Linked DNA regions of Homo sapiens: all the other regions are linked to region 2. Evidence: chromatin contacts called from ENCODE Hi-C or POLR2A ChIA-PET data. All regions are on one chromosome and are shown on one strand. Each heading gives the region's core, a stretch centred on a gene start or an enhancer-like site at or near the end of the contact. The rest is flanking DNA. Distances are from core to core; before and after follow the strand shown.

Region 1 (2,732 bases), core at 197-2,696, 880 kb before region 2:
TGAGACGGAGCTTCGCTCTTGTCACCCAGGCTGGAGTGCAATGGCGCAATCTCAGCTCACTGCAACCTCGGCCTCCCGGGTTCAAGCGATTCTCCTGCCTCAGCCTCCCGAGTAGCTGCAATTACAGGCATGCACCACCATGCCCAGCTAATTTTTTTTTTTTTTTTTTAGTAGAAACAGGGTTTCACCATGTTTGCCAGGCTGGTCTTGAACTCCTCAGGTGATCCACCCGCCTCGGCCTCCCAAAGTGCTGGGATTACAGGCGTGAGCCACTGCGCCCGGCCTTTTGTTGATTTTAATAGATACATGGAATATTCTACCATTAAGCAAAATTGTGTAATTCTATTTCACGGAACTTTGGAAGACAGAGGAATTGGCTGTCTCTTTTTTAGGACACTTATTCTCTCCCTGAAAAGCAACTGCACTTTTTTGACATTTGTCATCTGCATAGAGTTCACAGGCCCTCCACACCTCTACCTTCAAATCTCAGTTTTACTTTCACCTCCGATCTTTCCAGGCTTCCCTCTCTCCCCGCATCAATCAGTAGATATTATTCCTCTTTTTCCACAGGATATCTAAGTCTTAATTTTCTCTTCTACTTCCTGACCAGCCCGTTATTATTATTGCCAACACTTTCTTGCCCGGGAAACTTCCAGAGTGGCTCCTCCGACCCATCCCCATCCTGAGCGGGGAAATCTTGCTACATTCTCAAGAACCAGGAAAAGGGCCCTGCAAAAGGGTAAGTAAGATGGAGGCGGTGTTGCCTAGTGGTGAGACAGCCTGGGAGCAGGGGAGTGTGTATGCAGGTTGGTCTTTGACTCAATGTAGTACAATCTCAGTCTTCATCTCAGCCACAGTCGGCCTAAGAAGGTAGGCCACCCCAGCCCTCCCGAGGCCGCGGGCAGGGTGCGGAGGTCAGACTTCCAGGGAAGGCCAAGGGGCGCTTTAAGCAGTGAGAAGGCCACGGCCAGGAGGTGGACGCAGAAAAAACTTGCACCCTGGCTCAGATTCTTCCCGTGTGACCCAAATCTCCACTCGTGGCCCGTGCCCTGCTGCTAGACGCCCTGACCTCCGCGCCCGGAGGCCTTGCTCCCCGCCTGTGCCCAGGCCAGGCCTGGGACTCCATTGCTGCATCCCGCTCACCTCCAGACTGCAGTCGCCGCCGCCGTTAGGCCGTAGCTCCGAAGGCGGGCTCCGGGCTCCTCCAACCTGGGGGCCGAGCCAGGGCCCCGGACGGGGGCTCGCGCCGGACCGGCCGGGTCCCCGGCGGTGCGGGCGGGGTGGGAACCCCGGGGGATCCCGGGAGGGGAGGGGGTCCCGGGCCGGGGCCGGGGGTGGGGTCTGGCACCGGAGCTTTCAGTTTGTTCCGCTGTTTGAAATTGGCGCCGGCGGAGCGTTAAGGTCACGTGACGGAACGTCGCCAATCGGCGCCGGCCTTGTCTCGGCATTCCGGGCTCGAAGGCTGTGCGGTCTGCCAGGAGCTGCGGCCCCGTCCGGCCCGGGCTGGTAAGGCGGACCGCAGGCCGGCTTGTGGGGGAAGAAGTGGCCGTGGGGCCGGGGAGGGGCCGGAGGGGTCCCCGCCGCGTGGGTGGGCGAGCCGAGGGAGAGTTTGGGGACGCGCGGAAGCGGCGTGACAGGCCCGGGTCCCTGGGCCCGCTTTTCCTGCCGCGCTGGTCACGCCAGGCGACACGCCCCCGCTTCCCCTCAGGCTCCTCTGCTCCCCTTTTCAAAGCTCGGCTTTAGTTGATTTCCTCACTGGGGGAAATCGTACCCCATTTTCCCACAGTGAACGATCGTCTGCTCCCCCCGATTAGACTAAGTTCCTTTGAGGGCTGCGTATTATCTCCGCTTTCTTCCATCTTGAAAAAAAATGTCGGCACCATGAACCCTACCTCAGCGCGAAACCTGTCTTTTGCCCCTCCCGAAGCCAAGCCTTCGGATATAATAGACCGTAGTGCTTTATTTATTGACTTAGTCAACCAGTCTAGTTGAGCAACTGCTGTGCGCCAGGCACCGCTAGGCCCTGAAGATACAATGGCAGACAAGGTTCTTTCCTTCCCCTGGGCTCACAGCCCAATCCTGGAAGAGGGGCACAGACATTTTAATCAAATAAACAAATGTGGGCTGGGCATAGTGGCTCACGCCTGTAATCCCAGCACTTTAGGAGGCCGAGGCGGGTGGATCACTTGAGGTCACGAGTTCGAGACCAGCCTGGCAACATAGCGAAACCGCTTCTCTACTAAAAATTAGCCGGGCGTGGTGGTGCGTGCCTGTAGTCCCAGCTACTCTGGAGGCTGAGGTGGAAGGATCACCTGAGGCCGAGAGGTGGAGGCTATGGTAAGCCATGATCACACCACTGCACTCCAGCCTGGGCGACAGAGGGAGACACCGTCTCCAAAACAAACAAATGTTGAATTATTGCTGTAAATTGAAACATTAGAGGTTAATGATACTTTGAGTATTTACAATAACGAGATCTTGAGAGGTAGGACAGGAAAGGCTTTTGTAATGAGAGCTTGGTGTGAGATCTGATGCCTTTTACAAAGAAAGGAGGGAACTCCTCTAAGCAGAGGGAATCAGGCGTGCAAAGGCTGGATGGCAGGAGGAAGCACAGTGAGTACAAAGGCTGAGAAATATCTGAGGGGTTTGAGCTAATCGACCTGAATGGAGTGTGGTGTGAGTTGAAGCTGGAGCCGGAGGAAGCAGAGCCTTAGCCATACCGAGAAGTTTTG
Region 2 (2,833 bases), core at 316-2,815:
TCACCGGATTGTCCACTACATTACTCCTTGCTCCTCAGGTACAACCCACCTTCACGGCTTTGCTCAGCCGTCCTTCCCCAAGATGCCCAGACCCAGCCTCCTATTCAAGGCCCGGCCTCAGTGCCACATCCAGGACGCCCTCTGCGAGTCACTCCTTCCAGAAGTAACCTCCCTCCTCCAAACTCCCTCTACACACTTTATAGTATAGAACCGAGAGGTGACAGGACCTCGGAAGCCGTACCTGAAGCCTCTCACTTATAGAACCGAGAGGTGACAGGACCTCGGAAGCCATACCTGAAGCCTCTCACTTATCACTTAAAAACTGCGCATGAAGTAGCTCTTATGGGCAAATACTAAACCATGAGGTTGTACATATTCATTTCACCTGAAAAGGGGCATGAACTCTGGACCCTTCAACAAAAATGCTGATTCCACGTGGAGCAAACTGCTCTGATTTCATATCCCTATGCCCACATCCTTGATAAAAAGACTCTTCGGTACATGCTGCTTTCTTCCAGAGACAAGGAACCCATCACCTCATGAGTTAGGTTCTTCCTCCTGACCCTCTGACCACCCTGGGGACTCCCACGGATTGGCTCTTTCTGTCCTCTTGAGTCACACAGAACGAATTCCTTTGAGACTCCTGGTGTCCTCCACAGAGCCAAACAGGGCAGGTTCCTAAGCACACTGTGTAAACAGATAAATGAACTCAGAGGGCTTTCCCACGTGGCAGGGTACATTCGCTGCATCCCGTGCATGCATGGGTGCACAGACACACACTCGCACACACACGGACACACACACACACACACGGACACACACACACAGACACACACACACACGGACACACACACACACGGACAGAGTCAGCACAACGCCTCTGAGCCACACAGCCAGGCCAGCACACGCGGGGGCCAGGGCGGAAGCCAAGCCCCAGCAGCCGCCCACTTCCTGACCTCCTTCCTTTGCTCTGGGAGGTTCTCTCTCTGTGTCTTTCTGACTGTCTGTCTCGGTTCTTTGTTTCTCGGCATGGCAACAGTTGTGGATGCTGCCTGCGTGGCCAGGGCTCCTAGTAGCACTGACCTGCAAGGTAGGAGTTTTGGTTCTTAGACTTGAGACCTTGGGCAAGTCACTTTACCATTCTGAGCCTCAGTTTCCTCATCTGTGAAATGAAGAGGCTGGATGAGGCTGGAGGGTTCCTAAGGTCCTTTCCTGACCAAAACCCTAGTGCTTCTCGGCTCTCCTCCAGTCCCGTTACCGAGTGACAGGGAGGGGAGCAAGGGCCAGGCCAGGCCTGGGGGTGGCAGGGGAGCCAGCTGTTCCCCCCCAAGGGCACACAGCCTCCATCCAGGCCCTCTGCGAGTTCCATGTGCGGCAGACACGCGCTCACACTTCGCAGCCGGAGGAGCAGGCAGGAAGCGCCGCCCCCCGGCCGCCCCGGCCGCCCACCCTCAACCTTCCTCCACGTTACCTTGGGCGTGTAGGCTTCCCGTGGACCTGCCCGCGCCGCCCGCTCGGCTCTCAGCTGTCAAGCAGCCGCCTGCTCCGCCCGACTCTTTCCGCTCCGAGCCGCGCGGGCTGGACCAGCCCCTCAGCGGAGCTGAACGGGAAGCGGCGCCCCCTGGACGCCCTCCGGGACGTGCGCGCGCCAAGCGGTGGGGTCCGGGCCTGCAGGCGCGACCTGAGGCCGCCAGGGAGGCTGGGTGGCGAGGGCGGGGCGGCTGCCGACTTAGCCGGCCTGACTGGTCGGGCTTCCGGGGTCCCGCTGCTCCCTAGGCCCCTTGCCCCGATTCAGGCTCCCAAGGTGGGGCATCAGTCCGGCCCTCGCTGGCTCACTGGAGAGGTGGTGTCTGGGAGTGCACCCCCGAAAACCCGGCAGCAGCCCGGCGTCACTCCGGCTGTTACCTCTGGGAGCAGAAACTAAAGGGGATCCTTATTCTTTATACTTTTCTGACTCTTCTATATATTCTACTGTGGGCATGAATCGTTAAAAACAAAACAAAACACCAAAAACCCAATACGTATTTGTTAATAAAGCACTGAGTAAATCTTCAAAGGCCTCCCGAGGTGCTCCGGCTGCAGGATAACCCCTCAGCTTAGCGCACAAGGCAAGGCCCACCCTGCCCTCTCCGGCCACAACCTAATTTTCCAGCCTCACCCTCTCTCCCTCACACACACACAACACTTTCGCTCTGGACACACTAGCTGTTGCCAAACACCAGCTGTTCTTCATGGCTGCTGGGAGTTCTTCTTTTTGCCTGGAACACCCTCCCCTTTCATCTCTGCCTGTTGAAATCCTACTCATCCATCCAGGCCCCTCTGAAATGTCACCTTTTTGGAGAACCCTTCCCCAGACACTGCCCCTGCAGAGTGCCCCAGTTCTTTCCTGGCAAGCCCATCTTTCTGGTACTGGTTTATGTAGTAGCATCCCCCTCTCACACGCGCTAAGTCCTATTCCAAGGTGGAGAGAAACAAATTAGCACTTACTGAGCAGCTGTTATAAATTACTCTGTGGAGTCCTTTCTTCTCCTTGCAGCCCAGCCAGCCACTAGCCCACAACCTCCCTCCACCCTGCCAGAGTTTCAGAAGGCTGTCAGGGGCTCTGAGGCCTGCCCTCTGGTGTGTCCCTACTGCGTGCCTTGGCTTTTCTGGCTCTGTCCTGGGTATGCTTCCCTGTGTCAACTCCCAAGGTCTGCAAGCTGGTGGCTTGACCTTCTCTCAGCCTTATGTGAGGAAAGAAGGACATTTCATTATCAGAATCTGAGAAGTGGAAGGGGCCTCAGAGATTATCCAGTGTAAAGCCTGCCCACCCATTTTACAGAGCAGAAAACTG
Region 3 (2,700 bases), core at 67-2,566, 960 kb before region 2:
AATAAAAATTCAGGCTGGGCGCAGTGGCTCACGCCTGTAATCCGAGAACTTTGGGAGGCCGAGGCGGGCGGATCATTTGAGACCAGATGTTCGAGACCAGCCTGGGCAACATGGCGAAACCCCGTCTCTACTAAAAATACAAAAATTAGTCGGCGTGGTGGCGGACGCCTGTAGTCCCGGCTACAGAGAGCCAAGATCGCACCACCGCACTGCAGCCTGGGCGACAGAGCAAGACCCTGTCTCAAAAAAAAAAAAAAAAGAAAAAAAAATCAGCCAAGACTTGGAAAAAGAAATTTAAAAAAGGAAAATTCATGCAGCCAGTAACTATTGGGACATCACTCACCAGGCACTATGCTAAACTGGGGTTAGGTGCTGAGCAAAACCAGGCCCCTCTCTAGATGGCTCTCTAGGTCCCACGACCATAGCTTAGGTGACACCGGCACCTGCGCGCTCCACAGCCTGTCGAAAAACACTCGGGAAGCAAACATTGAGAAGAAAATACTCCTTCTGTGGGCCTTTAGGAAAACCGAGTGACTTTTTTCGTGAGGGGAACCCATCTTTGTAAGCATTCGCGGAAACGGCAGTTTTATTACCGCCGGGAAGGGTCCCCTGAGTGTGTGCCCCATCTGAGTTCCGAGCTGGGCGGGCCATGCCTTGCCAACCCCGCTGCTCGCAGCATCTGCAGGCGCTGAGCGAGGCATCGCTGCCTGGCCGGGGCTTCTCGGATCTGGGGAAATCGAGGTCGCTTTCCCCGGCTCTCTGCAGCGGGGCAGCGCTGTCCACTCACTCCCCGCTCCCCGCGCACGCCCTTGCCCTCTTTCCCCCAAGTAGGGAAGGGTCTACGCGGGTCATAGCAGAGAGGCCACGCCGCCCGTGGTGACGGCCGGTCCCGGGGAGGGGGCGCCGCCACTGCCATCCCGCAGCCTGCGCTCCCCACACCCCGCCGCAGGCGCAGCGGACTGGTGGAGTGATGTCGGGAGATCGATCGAGAAGAATCTGGAAGAATCCGGTTAGACAGGGAAGCGGGCGGGGATGGGAGGGAGGGAGGAAGGGCCAAGGGAGGCCGCCGGGGAGATCCCGAGTCCGAGGGTCCCAGGAGAAGGGGGAGGGGGCAGGCAGCCAGAAGGAGGCAAGAACCAAAAAAAAAAAAAGAAAAAAAAATTCCGAAGCGCCCGCAGCACTGAGCCCGAACCGGCTCAGTCCCGCCGTCTCTAGAAAGTTCTGCACCCCGCCCCCTCTGTCTGCGCTCCCGCTCCTCCCAGCCCCTCCCTCGCGGCGGGGCGGGACCAATCGCTCCCCGAGCCGCTCCTGACCCACCTACCCCAGCTCTCGCGCCGCGTGCAGAGGTGCTCAAGCCTCCTCGCGGTCCGCAGTCAGTGCCGCCGCGCCCGGCCTCCCGCACGCCCCGCAGGTAGCGCCCCCGCCCGCGGCCCAGAGTGCGCTCGCGCCGGCACCAGCTCCCGGATAAACGGCGCGCCGCGCGGAGATGACAGCCGAGGAGATGAAGGCGACCGAGAGCGGGGCGCAGTCGGCGCCGCTGCCCATGGAGGGAGTGGACATCAGCCCCAAACAGGACGAAGGCGTGCTGAAGGTGAGGGGCGGCGGGGCCTGCGGAGGCGTCGGAACCCGGGGCCCCGCGGGCCGCCCTTCCGCCGCGCCCGGAGCCCGCGGCCGGGCACGGGTCGAGGCGGCCGCCTTTGCAGCCTCGCGGCCGTCCCGCCGGGGGCCGGTGGCATCGCCGTCCCGGACCGGGCTGCGTCGTTTAAGGCACCGAGGCCGGCCATGCGCTCGGCAGGGGGGCGGCCTAGGTGCGCGGGCCGAGGCCCCAGGCTCCCCAGCCGGCAGCGCCCGGGCCCGGGCAGGGGGTCGGGATTGCAGTGCCCACCCCGGCGCGCGCGGGGCGGCGGAGAGGGGCGGGGCGAGGCGACCGCCGCGGGCACCCGAGCCGCAGCCCGGGGCCAGGCCGGGCCTCCCACGCCACGCCGCCCCCGACCTCGCGGCCCCAGCGGAGCTGCCAGCCGCGGGCCGCCTCGTTGGTGGCGGTGCCAGGGCTCGCCCACCCGGGCGGTGGAACACGGGCCAGGACGGGGAGCGACTCCCCACAGTGCTTTCCTGGCCCTTCGGCCTTTGTGCGACGCAGGCGCGACAGGGTTCCGGCGCCCTCCCGGGGTCCCCTGCCGACGCCGGGACCCAGCGAGGTCCCCACTCGCCGCGCGGCGCCCCCTCCCTCGGCCCCGGGGAGGCCGGGCGCGGGGCATGCCGGGAGCTGTAGTCCCCTCCCCCCTCCGCCGCCTCCCGGAGCCAGGGCTGCGGGGTGTGGGGCGGGGAGGAGGCGCTCTGCTGTGGAGCCTGCCGCCGAGTGACCGCTCGACTACAAATAGCCTGGGGAGCTGCGGGGAGGGCATCTTGACCTGGGCCAGGACAACCTGCCTTGGGTCGGAGCAGGTTCCAGGGAGAATCAGAGATGGTGAATTCCCAGCCTGCGTCTTATGCCTTCTCCCCATCCGCTGCTGCGTCCTCATCCTGGCTTCCCACCGCTGAGCTCCGCGTGTGCGGCACCCACCTCAGGGGGCCTTTACCTGGTCCAGAAGTGCATCTGTCTTTGCACCAGATTATTGGGGACCTCAAGCGTCTGCTCCAGCGGCTCTCCTGTGGCATGTGACTTCCCCTTCTCGCTCCAGCGTCCTGCCGTTTTCTACG
Region 4 (2,700 bases), core at 81-2,580, 680 kb before region 2:
GCATGATCCTAGTTTACTGCAGCCTCCAACGCCTGAGCCTCAGCCTCCGGAGCAGCTGGGACTACAGGGGTGTGCCACCACACCCGGTTAATTAAAACATTTTTTTTTTGAGATGGGGTTTCCCTATGTTGCCCAGGCTGTTCTTGAATTCCTGAGTTCCTGAGCTCAAGCAATCCTTCCACCTGGGCCCCCCAAAGTCCTGGGATTACACGCGTGAGCCACCACACCTGGCCTAGAAGACATTTTTGATGACAGTAATGATGAGAAGAGATGGCGTTTTAGTGCTCTTTGGAAACAAGTTTAGGCCTTCTAGCTTTAAGAATCCGGGCCTATAATCCCAGCACTTTGGGAGGCAGAGGCAGGAGGATGGCTTGAGCCCGGGAGTTTGAGACCAGCTTGGGCCCAGGGAGACCACCGTCTGTACAAAAAAAATCAAAAACTTCGCCGGACGTGGTGGTGCGCGCCTACAGTCCCAACTACTCTGGAGGCTGAGGCGGGATCACTTGAGCCCGGGAAGTCGAGGCTGCAGTGAGCCGTGATCGCACCACTGCACTCCTGCCTGGGCAACAGAGTGAGTCCTTGTCTCAAGAAAAAACAAAACAAAACAAAAAGCAAAAAACACATAAAATCCAGGCCTGAAAAAGCGCCCGGGCCAGACATGCCTAGCTGGAGTTTCTCCTGCCTTAGCGCACCCCTCAGGCACACGGTGCCCTGTAGTCGCCCTTGGAGGCCGCCAGCTCCTGGGGAGGCATGGCCCTTTCTGCGGGAGGTGTCTCAGGCAGGCTCCAACACACACCCGCGCTGTCAGCATCTCGCACAGTCCGCCCGAAACACCAGGGAAGGGGTTCGTAGGTGTGGGGGTGGGGTGGCGAGGCCAGGCAGCCTGGCGCGAGGGAGAGAGCCGAGGCCTGGGCCAGGAAGGCCCTTGGGTGCCGTGTGGGCGCAGAGCCCAGGAGAGCGCACTGCCAGGCCCGGACCTCCCCGCCCCTACCCCGGGAAGAGGCCCGTTCGCCGCAGGGGGAAGGCGGGATCATAGCACCTCGGAGGAGCGGCCGGTCCGGGCATGCGGGCGGCGGGGCGGGGAGGGAGGCTTCCGGAACCCCGAGAGAGCACCCGTGCCTCGCGGGCCCCGTGCCCCGTCCCCGGGCTCCCCTTCCTCTAACGCAGGGGACCCAGCCCGGGGCAGTGCCGGGCACTGGCGCTGGCGCCCCGCTCAGCCCTGCGATCCTTCTCCGCCCCGCCCCTCCCCGCTCCGCCCCGCCCCTCCCCGCTCCGCCCCCGGGCCGCCCCGCCCCGCAGGCTCGCCATTCCCGGGCAGGCCCCGCCCCCTGTTTCCGCTGGCGGCGGCGGCGGCGGCGGTGCCGGAGCGCGAGCAGAGCGGAGACCCCCAGGTCCTGCGGGCGCGGTGAGTGCGGCCCGGGCGGCGGGCGGCGAGGCGGGTCTCGAGAGCGTGCGGAGTCGCGCGGCCTTGAGCCGGCGCCGGGCGGGCTGGGCACCCCCAGGCCGAGACCCGAGAAGGGGGAGCGGCCGGGGGCGCCCACGGGAGGCAGTGTGGGCAGGGCGGCGGTGGGACGAGAGGACGAGGAACAGAGTAGGCGCCGTGCGGGAAGCGGGCCGGGAAGGGGAGGGTGGGTGCGGGGCCCGGGCACCGAGCGAAGTGGGGTCCTCCAGGGGATGGCTCCGAGGAAGACCGTTTCAGAAAGGGAGTAACCCGGGGCCGGCAAGGGTTTCCGACTGTGTGACCCCGTGCACCGCTTGGGACAGTCCATACAAGGACCCCAGAGAGGGCCAGGGGGCCTTCGGGCAGGGCTGGGATATGGCCTGCAGCCCCCCGGCACCCGCGACCGCTCCCTGGGCCACTGCTGGAAGATCAGCACTCCGAGTGACAGGACTCTGGCACATCCCGAAGTTGGAGATCTAGCCCATCTGTGCATTCAAGTTTGGGACTTCAAAAAACTTTCTTGTGGTTTTTAAAAAAAGATCCAAACAAGAAACCGGCTTGTTGTTGTAAGAGCAATATTTGTACTTGTACATCTTGGAACTGGAGTCTTGGATCTCCTCCCTCTTTGAAAAATATACGAGTCACTGCTTCATCTTCCCCCAAATGCCTGTTTTGTCTGGGGAAGCTTGGGCTAGTATGGGATCCCCTGAGCTACCTTTTTCTCGCATCACCAAAACGGGGGGTAAGAAGGCAGGGGCTTACCTGCCTTACCTGGTAACTCTTAGTTCAGAGACCCAGTCTCTCATTATGTGCGCGTGCCCTTCTGACCTGCAGCTGTCCTTTTCCCTGGGGTGACTCAGGTATTTCCTCCTCCAGGAAGCTTTCCTGGACTAGTGGAGAAAACTGAAGACTCATGCGAGGATCCCTATATATACCTGCCAGCTCCCTTCTCTTTACTGAAAATAGCCACAGAGAATGTTGAATATATGCTTTGCTATAGAGATACGCAGCCAGCTTGCCATCATAAGTAATGGGGAGGGGAGGAGAGGGATTATGGATAATTTCAAACAATAGCCTGGACAAATCATTTATATTTAGCTAAGGAATGCAGCCAGAGAGGCAGACAATTACACCGGCTTCCTACCCTCGGCTTGGTCCTGGCATGGCTGATGCAGCTGGGCTGTGGGTTGGAGGGAGAGGATTGGGGTAGATAAAACTTGAAGTGTAATTCAGTTCTACTCTCACTCACTGAAGACGCC

Evidence for each region. Hi-C counts contacts between places; a loop is a spot of excess contacts on that map. ChIA-PET counts read pairs that join two places held with the same protein, here RNA polymerase II (POLR2A). Pooled maps may share reads with other maps.
Region 1: a map of naive thymus-derived CD4-positive, alpha-beta T cell shows a loop between it and region 2 (9-fold over the local background). The contact joins the promoter of RHNO1 here to the promoter of CRACR2A in region 2. A Hi-C loop is called at or near these places in 1 of 168 maps with a recorded cell type or tissue (naive thymus-derived CD4-positive, alpha-beta T cell), 2 of 37 single-sample maps with no recorded cell type and 9 of 50 pooled maps. POLR2A ChIA-PET finds 5 or more read pairs at or near these places in 1 of 52 experiments (activated CD4-positive, alpha-beta T cell).
Region 3: a loop to region 2 is called in a map of naive thymus-derived CD4-positive, alpha-beta T cell, with 8 times the contacts of the local background. The contact joins the promoter of FKBP4 here to the promoter of CRACR2A in region 2. A Hi-C loop is called at or near these places in 1 of 168 maps with a recorded cell type or tissue (naive thymus-derived CD4-positive, alpha-beta T cell) and 6 of 50 pooled maps. POLR2A ChIA-PET finds 5 or more read pairs at or near these places in 1 of 52 experiments (B cell).
Region 4: a loop to region 2 is called in a map of naive thymus-derived CD4-positive, alpha-beta T cell, with 13 times the contacts of the local background. The contact joins the promoter of TSPAN9 here to the promoter of CRACR2A in region 2. A Hi-C loop is called at or near these places in 2 of 168 maps with a recorded cell type or tissue (CD4-positive, alpha-beta T cell and naive thymus-derived CD4-positive, alpha-beta T cell), 3 of 37 single-sample maps with no recorded cell type and 7 of 50 pooled maps.

What each region holds. Positions count from the first base shown.
Region 1 is chr12:2,875,777-2,878,508 of GRCh38, forward strand. RHNO1 (RAD9-HUS1-RAD1 interacting nuclear orphan 1) reads left to right here and starts at 1,447. Exons shown (of 3, transcript NM_001252499.3): 1 at 1,447-1,506. It overlaps FOXM1 (forkhead box M1), which reads right to left and starts at 1,398. Exons shown (of 9, transcript NM_021953.4): 1 at 1,144-1,398. RefSeq lists silencers at 1,154-1,223, 1,264-1,703.
Region 2 is chr12:3,751,544-3,754,376 of GRCh38, forward strand. CRACR2A (calcium release activated channel regulator 2A) reads right to left here and starts at 1,566. Exons shown (of 20, transcript NM_001144958.2): 1 at 1,472-1,566. RefSeq lists a silencer at 1,301-1,800.
Region 3 is chr12:2,793,654-2,796,353 of GRCh38, forward strand. FKBP4 (FKBP prolyl isomerase 4) reads left to right here and starts at 1,317. Exons shown (of 10, transcript NM_002014.4): 1 at 1,317-1,591. The coding sequence starts at 1,487. The region is part of intron 2 of ITFG2-AS1 (ITFG2 antisense RNA 1); the gene reads right to left. RefSeq lists enhancers at 196-741, 742-1,286 and silencers at 1,136-1,515, 1,546-1,605, 1,956-2,365.
Region 4 is chr12:3,076,049-3,078,748 of GRCh38, forward strand. It overlaps TSPAN9 (tetraspanin 9), which reads left to right and starts at 1,331. Exons shown (of 9, transcript NM_006675.5): 1 at 1,331-1,405. RefSeq lists silencers at 837-886, 937-1,436.